Regions from separate parts of the Homo sapiens genome. Here region 1 is linked to region 2. A link is a contact called in ENCODE Hi-C data. All regions are on one chromosome and are shown on one strand. The core of a region is the stretch at or near the end of the contact, and the rest is flanking DNA. Distances in the headings are between cores, read along the strand shown. Region 1 overlaps CASC15 (cancer susceptibility 15). Region 2 has its middle 110 kb from the start of LINC03005.

Region 1 (3,248 bases), core at 618-3,117, 1.1 Mb after region 2:
AAATTGAAGATCCAAGAGAATGGGGATTTTTAGCAGTTGGGGACCACTAGAGATTATTTGACTCAAAGTGATAGGCATAACATATAAGTGCTGGTGGCCTGGACACAAGAGACTGGGGTGACTTCTCATACACATTAGACACCATTGATTTTCAACTAAAGGTAGAACTGGAAGTGCTTTTATTCAAAGGCTGCAAAAATCACCTTCTCCAAGGAAGTTTAACATCTCTAGTTTTCTGAATATGAAAAAAGATTATAGGATCACAGTCTCCCGTGAGCTAATGAGGCATATGCAACCAGCCTTGAAATTTGAAAGGAGAGAGAGAAAAATCAAAATTGGAGTGCATTCACCCTTCTGAACGTATTTCTTTCCTCCCTCCAAAGCATCTGTATCCTGGCTGAGCTAGCAGACAATTTAAAGGTTTCTTAGATCAGTTTTAATATTTTTTTTAATTACACTGAAAATAATACCCACCCCCAGAGACAAGCATTGTGTTTGCACAAGGAACAGCGTCCCCTTCTTACCAGTTCCCCAAGACCCCCACCTCCATTCAGTCACCAAGTCCAATCTGAAATCCACCTCCTAAAGAGCTCTGGACTCCAGCCACTTTCCGCATTCCTACAGCCACTCCCCTAATTAGGGCTACTATTATCTCCCCACCGGATTACTGTGGAAACTTCCTAACTGGTCTACCTGTCTTCCAGTTTGCCTCACCCCATCCATCCTTCACACACCAGCTACAGAGATCGTTCTAGGAAAGTCAGTCTCCTATTGGCATTAGGATAAATTCCAAACACCTTTACGGAGCTCAAAGTATGTTCAGGATCTGTGCAATGCTCCAGCCCCATTTCTCTACTTCCACCTCACACTCCACACTATAGCCAAGCTAAATTGCTTTTATTCCCTCCCAACACCTCCCACCCTGGACCACCACACGCACACAGTGGGCTCTGGCACATGACCTTGTGAATGCCTGTGATGCCTCCCACCCCAATCCTAACCCATCCTCCCCCTTTTCCATCCTTTGACCCACTCTTGCTCTTCATCAAGTCTCTGCTTACATATGACATTCTCCCAGAAGCCTTTCCTCTAAGTCTGGGTTAGGCAACCCCTGCTCACTCTCCCAAAGCACCTTATATTTACTCGTTCAAATGATTTATCATGCTACACTGCAATGCTATTATTATTTGTCAATATCCCCCTAGCATGGAAACTCCACGAAGACAAGGATAGGGCCTGCAGTGTTCAGCACCAAACTCCCAGTGCCAGTGCCTAACATCATGCCTGGTACTTTGTAAGTGTCCAGAATAAATCTCTATTGAATGAATAAAATTAATCAATTAATGACAAAGTTTTCACTCAAAGACTCTGAAGTCTCTGTGGCAAGTGTTTTTTTGGAAATGAGCTGGGAAAATCACCTTGGAGAAGGTGATTTTAAGCTTTCCTAAAATTTAACCTAGCACATAGAAGGTATTTGATAAATATTTGTTATTTATCCTGTTTGTTACTGAATTGAGAAACAAACAGGATTAACAATGCTACTAGGTATATAAAAATGTAAAGTTTTTTTTTTTTTTATTAAAACTGCTTGTCAGACATTGAATAGGGGGCCAGAACATGTAAATCCAGTTATACGGGTTATACAAGTGCTGGGTCTGAGTAGTCCTTACCCCACCGAGTGCTAGGTGACCTGGATTCAGTATTTTAATTGTTTGCTGTTGCTCCTATTTTATTTACACTACAAGCCACTACTCTTCTGAGGTCAGCCCCACATAGAAAGGAGATTGCACCATCAGTTTTACTCAGATTTGCAAGTCAAAATACGATAACAAGAAAAACTTCAAGTTCACCCTTATTTCTCTTCATTCTAAGCAAATAGATAAACCAATATCCAAGAGAATCTTGCCACTTTGTACAATGATCCTGTGCACATCTGGCAGTCAGCCCGGCCCACACTGGAGTTTGTGTGTTTAGGCTTCCTTTATAATTTGAAGAGCAAGGGTGATGACACAGCTCCTGTGACCAATTCCAGTCCCTGTTTACTATTTGCCCAAGGCTCCTGCCTCAGCTAGACCTGAGATCTGGATTGAGATATTTACTATAAAACAAACCAGTAGTCAGGACCTGCTTTCACTCTCAAAAACACCGGTACCTACAAAAAAAAAAAACTAATCTACAGAAGGTTAAGAGCCCCCACAGAGTCTCCACCCAGCCCTTGTCCATCCTCATCTCCAGTTGTCCCCTGGCCCTTGTATCTCATACTCCAGGCACACTACTCAGGGATCTCCACATCTTCCTCTGTGCTCTGCACAGTCTCTTTTCTATGCTTGGAATGTCACCACTCCAGTCTCATTGGCACTCATTGCCTACCACTCTCTACTGATACTTTTTTTTCTTTTATTTTCTTTTTTTTTTTTTTGAGGCAATGTCTTACTCTGTTGCCTAGGCTGGAGTGCAGTGCTCACTGTAACCTGGACCTCCCAGGATCAGGCAATCCTTCTGCCTCAACCTCCCAAGTAGTTGGAACTACAGGCACACGCCACCATGTCCAGCTAATTCTTAAAATTTTTTATATTTATTTATTTAGTTAGTTTGTAGAGAATGGGGTCTCACTGTATTTCCGAGGCTGGTCTTGAACTCCTGGACTCTCAACTCATACTTAAGGCCCCTCTCCCTGCACCCAAGCCAAATCAATCAGTTCCTCCTTTGTCCCTCCCTTCCTTACCTCTCTCTTACTTAACACATTAGAGATTGTAACTACTTCTCATGCATCTATCTCCCCTAACAAGTTGAGAACTACTTACAAGCAAAAAAACACATTTTTTTTTGTTTATTTCCTCATAAAAATCATAAAATCACACCTCACACATGTTAATCAATGAATGGTTATTTAATGAATGACCCTACCTTATCCCTACCCACAACTGAGACGATACATTAAAATTACCAGAACTTGACTATAATTCCATTCATCATGGTTCTATATATACATCATTGAAACCAAAAATGCAAGTACTACAATTTACTTGCTGTGTAGACTAAGGGTAAATTACAAAATTGATTGTCCTAATGACAAGGAAATCGTTCAGCCTCTGACAGCATAACTTTGAATTGTTGTTCCAACCTGATCAGTATTACAGACAATCCAAAGAGAATTTTTAGAGATTTTCAGTGGCACGCCCTACCTGGCCTTTTAAACATTTGCTCAGCAAGCATTTGTTAAGCACCAGCAATATATGTGTGGCTTT
Region 2 (2,831 bases), core at 150-2,649:
ATTTGAATTTCCTTAAAACTTATTTAAGTTTTCCAATGGTATTTCATACAAACAGTTTTTATTTTAAAATGTGCTAAAATTGAGAAAATCTGCATATCATGAAGTCTAACACTCATGTGAAGGTTGAAGAAAATTTATACTTTATCAGGGAGTCAATACGCCACCCAACAGCCTTTTTCTACCCACAATGCAAGATTAATGTTCCTAGGAGTTATAGAGAAAACTAAACCCATGGAGGGGTAGCTTTGTTATTGGTGCTATTACGTTGGACCACAATAAAACTGTGTTGGATTTGAGTCTTGACTGATAAATTTAATCACAGATTTATCTCTGTGTTTTACTTTCAACAAATATTTGTGGACACCCTTTTCCAAGGTAAAAACCAGAAACAAATAAAAACAACAACAACAACAAAAAACTTTACCGGACATTATAAGGGTTAAAAGGAGTATATGACATAATTCCTGTAGAGATGACATATATCTAAGTTATTGCTTGAGATACAAATATGGCAATGAAAGGAGGCTATAGGAAGTTTCATATACTTAGTACATGCTAATCTCAGGCATTTCAGAGTTTGATGATGTAGGATTTGGCTTTGAATCAAGGGTAATATTTGTATAGGTAAGTAGGTAGGTGGGTAGGTATTAGAACATGGTGAGTGCTTCAAGTAGGCAGTCATGAGTAAAGCATGGAGGAAAAACTGAAAAGTCAGCTAACAATAGTGTTTGAGTTTAGCTAGAATACAGATTTCATTTAGGAACTTAATAAAGATAAAGAGGAAATTATAGTTTGGGGCCAATTGAGTAAAAGACTTTTAATTCTAACTTAAAGTTTTCCAAATTAATTCTTTTAACAATGGAAGAACATTTCGTAGTTTTCAAATAGAAAAACGTCGTTGTGGTATTCTATGAAGGTCTGGGAAGAGAAAGAAAAAAGTGATTAGTCTTTACTGAGTGTTACTGACTCAGGTGATCTTTTGGTAATAGATTAGAAATGTTAGTTCCTAGTGCAGTTACTCGTCATTAATAAGAGTTTAAGGTAACTATCGCAAACAGAAACCTTCCCTCAAGATTGACATAGCCTGTGTTATTCTTACTGACTTATCTCATGGGGCTGAGTTGATAGATCTCGAAATGCTTTTTAAAAAGCAGACTGGGTGGCCAGGGCCAATTCCCAACTGATCCAGATAGAACTTGGCATAAAATCCTCTAGGGAATGTCTGGGTCCCACCAGCTCTGCCACCTGACCACTAGTGGGCAGACACAGCCCTCGGTTCTCAGGAAAATTTTATATCACAGAGGGGAATCAGGGTCAGCGATTTCAGGGGCAGTCCCTTTCACTGCTTAATCCAACCTGGCTGACTTAATGATATAAATATAGATTTACTGCCTCTGCCCCCTGAGCACGGAGCCACCACCTTCACTCTAAAGGTAACTCCACCTGGTAATTAACTGTGAAATATTGAGTGGCCAGTGTCTGACCTGAGCGTTTGTGCCAAGCAAAAGTTTCACTTGTTTTGTTTTTTTTTTTCTCTCTTTCACTGCCAGTTTGTGTGTACGTGTATTTTTAAGTATTAACTCTCATGGAAGCACATGCCTATTTAAAATTCCCAGACGATGAGTCAGACCCGTTCAGTGAGGTTCCTGGAGAGTCACATGATGTGATTTGATGAAACTTCACCTTATGAAGGGTTGGAGGAAAAAATAAAAAAAAACACTTTCAGACTTATATACATATACACATATACATACACATACATATATATTATTGTGGATATATACTTGTATATAATGTCATATAATTTTGCATACATACACACACCCACACAGTAGAGAAACAGACAGACACACATATACATGCAGTTAAAAAAAATCCCTTTGCTTTGTTTCTCTGTTTCCCTCAATAGATATTTAAAAATCTGGTGAGCCAACAGCTCATGCCTCTTTGAAACAAGAAGACAGCAGAAGCCCTGTAGCTACATGTGCTGCATATGAGTTTTAGTTATGTAGCTACCCTCTGAAATCACAATAGTGAAACTGGAAATTTGGATTCCAAAGTGATAAAGAGCATTGCTGAGACTTAGGATATCTGAGTCGTTTCACTTGCTGCTCTGATATGCTATAGGCTTATTTAGGCCTTTAAAAAATTCTGTATTATAATTTATACTTTTCTTCAAATCAGTTTGATGTTTCATGGTATAACTAACATATCTTTCTACGTTGAACAGTAAAGTAGGCTAACTCCTGTGAATAAATCCAAATTATAGTAATTTCTGAAGCTCTTCAATTAATTTTTCTGTATGTCTTCTCTAAGTGTAAACTCACTCTAGGAGTGATATTTGCAGTGTGAAAGCCTCATTTGCTAATGAACCCTAGCTATAAGCAGGATTGAGTCACTTCTTATGAAAAATATATGAGTTATAGAATAGTAAGTGTTCTAGAATGAGCCTGCCTCAAGAGAAGTATGGATGGAGAGCAAGAAAGCTAATAGTTGCTTATAAAGGGAAAGTTCCCTTCAAAAGATTGAGGACAGACACAGGATTTTGGGAGTGTCTTGTTGTTTTAAAACATCATAGAGGAAGTAATTGCTGCATCGATTCATTCACTTAATAAACATTTATTGAGAGCCCACTGTGTGCCAGAAACTGCTAGATGCTGGAGATTCAAGAACCCACAAGTCCTTCTAGTTTGATGGATGGGAGTTTCATAAGCAAATAGTTATAATTCGGGAATGTGGAAAGTACTGTGAAAACACAGGTGCAGCAATGACTAACTTTGCCTAACAGAATTTGATAAAACTTCACAGAGGAGGTGATATTTGATCCAGAT

What was found. A loop is a pair of places that touch in the nucleus more often than their neighbours do. Pooled maps may share reads with other maps.
Region 1: a loop to region 2 is called in a map of endothelial cell of umbilical vein, with 5 times the contacts of the local background. The contact joins two enhancer-like sites. A Hi-C loop is called at or near these places in 4 of 168 maps with a recorded cell type or tissue (Calu3, MCF 10A, PC-9 and 1 more) and 3 of 50 pooled maps.

The regions. Positions count from the first base shown.
Region 1 is chr6:21,737,430-21,740,677 of GRCh38, reverse strand. The region is part of intron 2 of CASC15 (cancer susceptibility 15); the gene reads right to left. Among named protein-coding and RNA genes, the nearest start is that of CASC15, 73 kb to the right of the region's middle. RefSeq lists enhancers at 1-27, 952-1,874. Within about 2 kb of position 1,867, at least 7 of the 41 ENCODE cell types and tissues checked have a DNase peak (open chromatin) inside an H3K27ac peak, as active enhancers do; they include PC-9, where a contact is called at or near this core.
Region 2 is chr6:22,827,064-22,829,894 of GRCh38, reverse strand. No RefSeq gene overlaps it. Among named protein-coding and RNA genes, the nearest start is that of LINC03005, 110 kb to the right of the region's middle. Within about 2 kb of position 1,399, at least 15 of the 41 ENCODE cell types and tissues checked have a DNase peak (open chromatin) inside an H3K27ac peak, as active enhancers do; they include PC-9, where a contact is called at or near this core.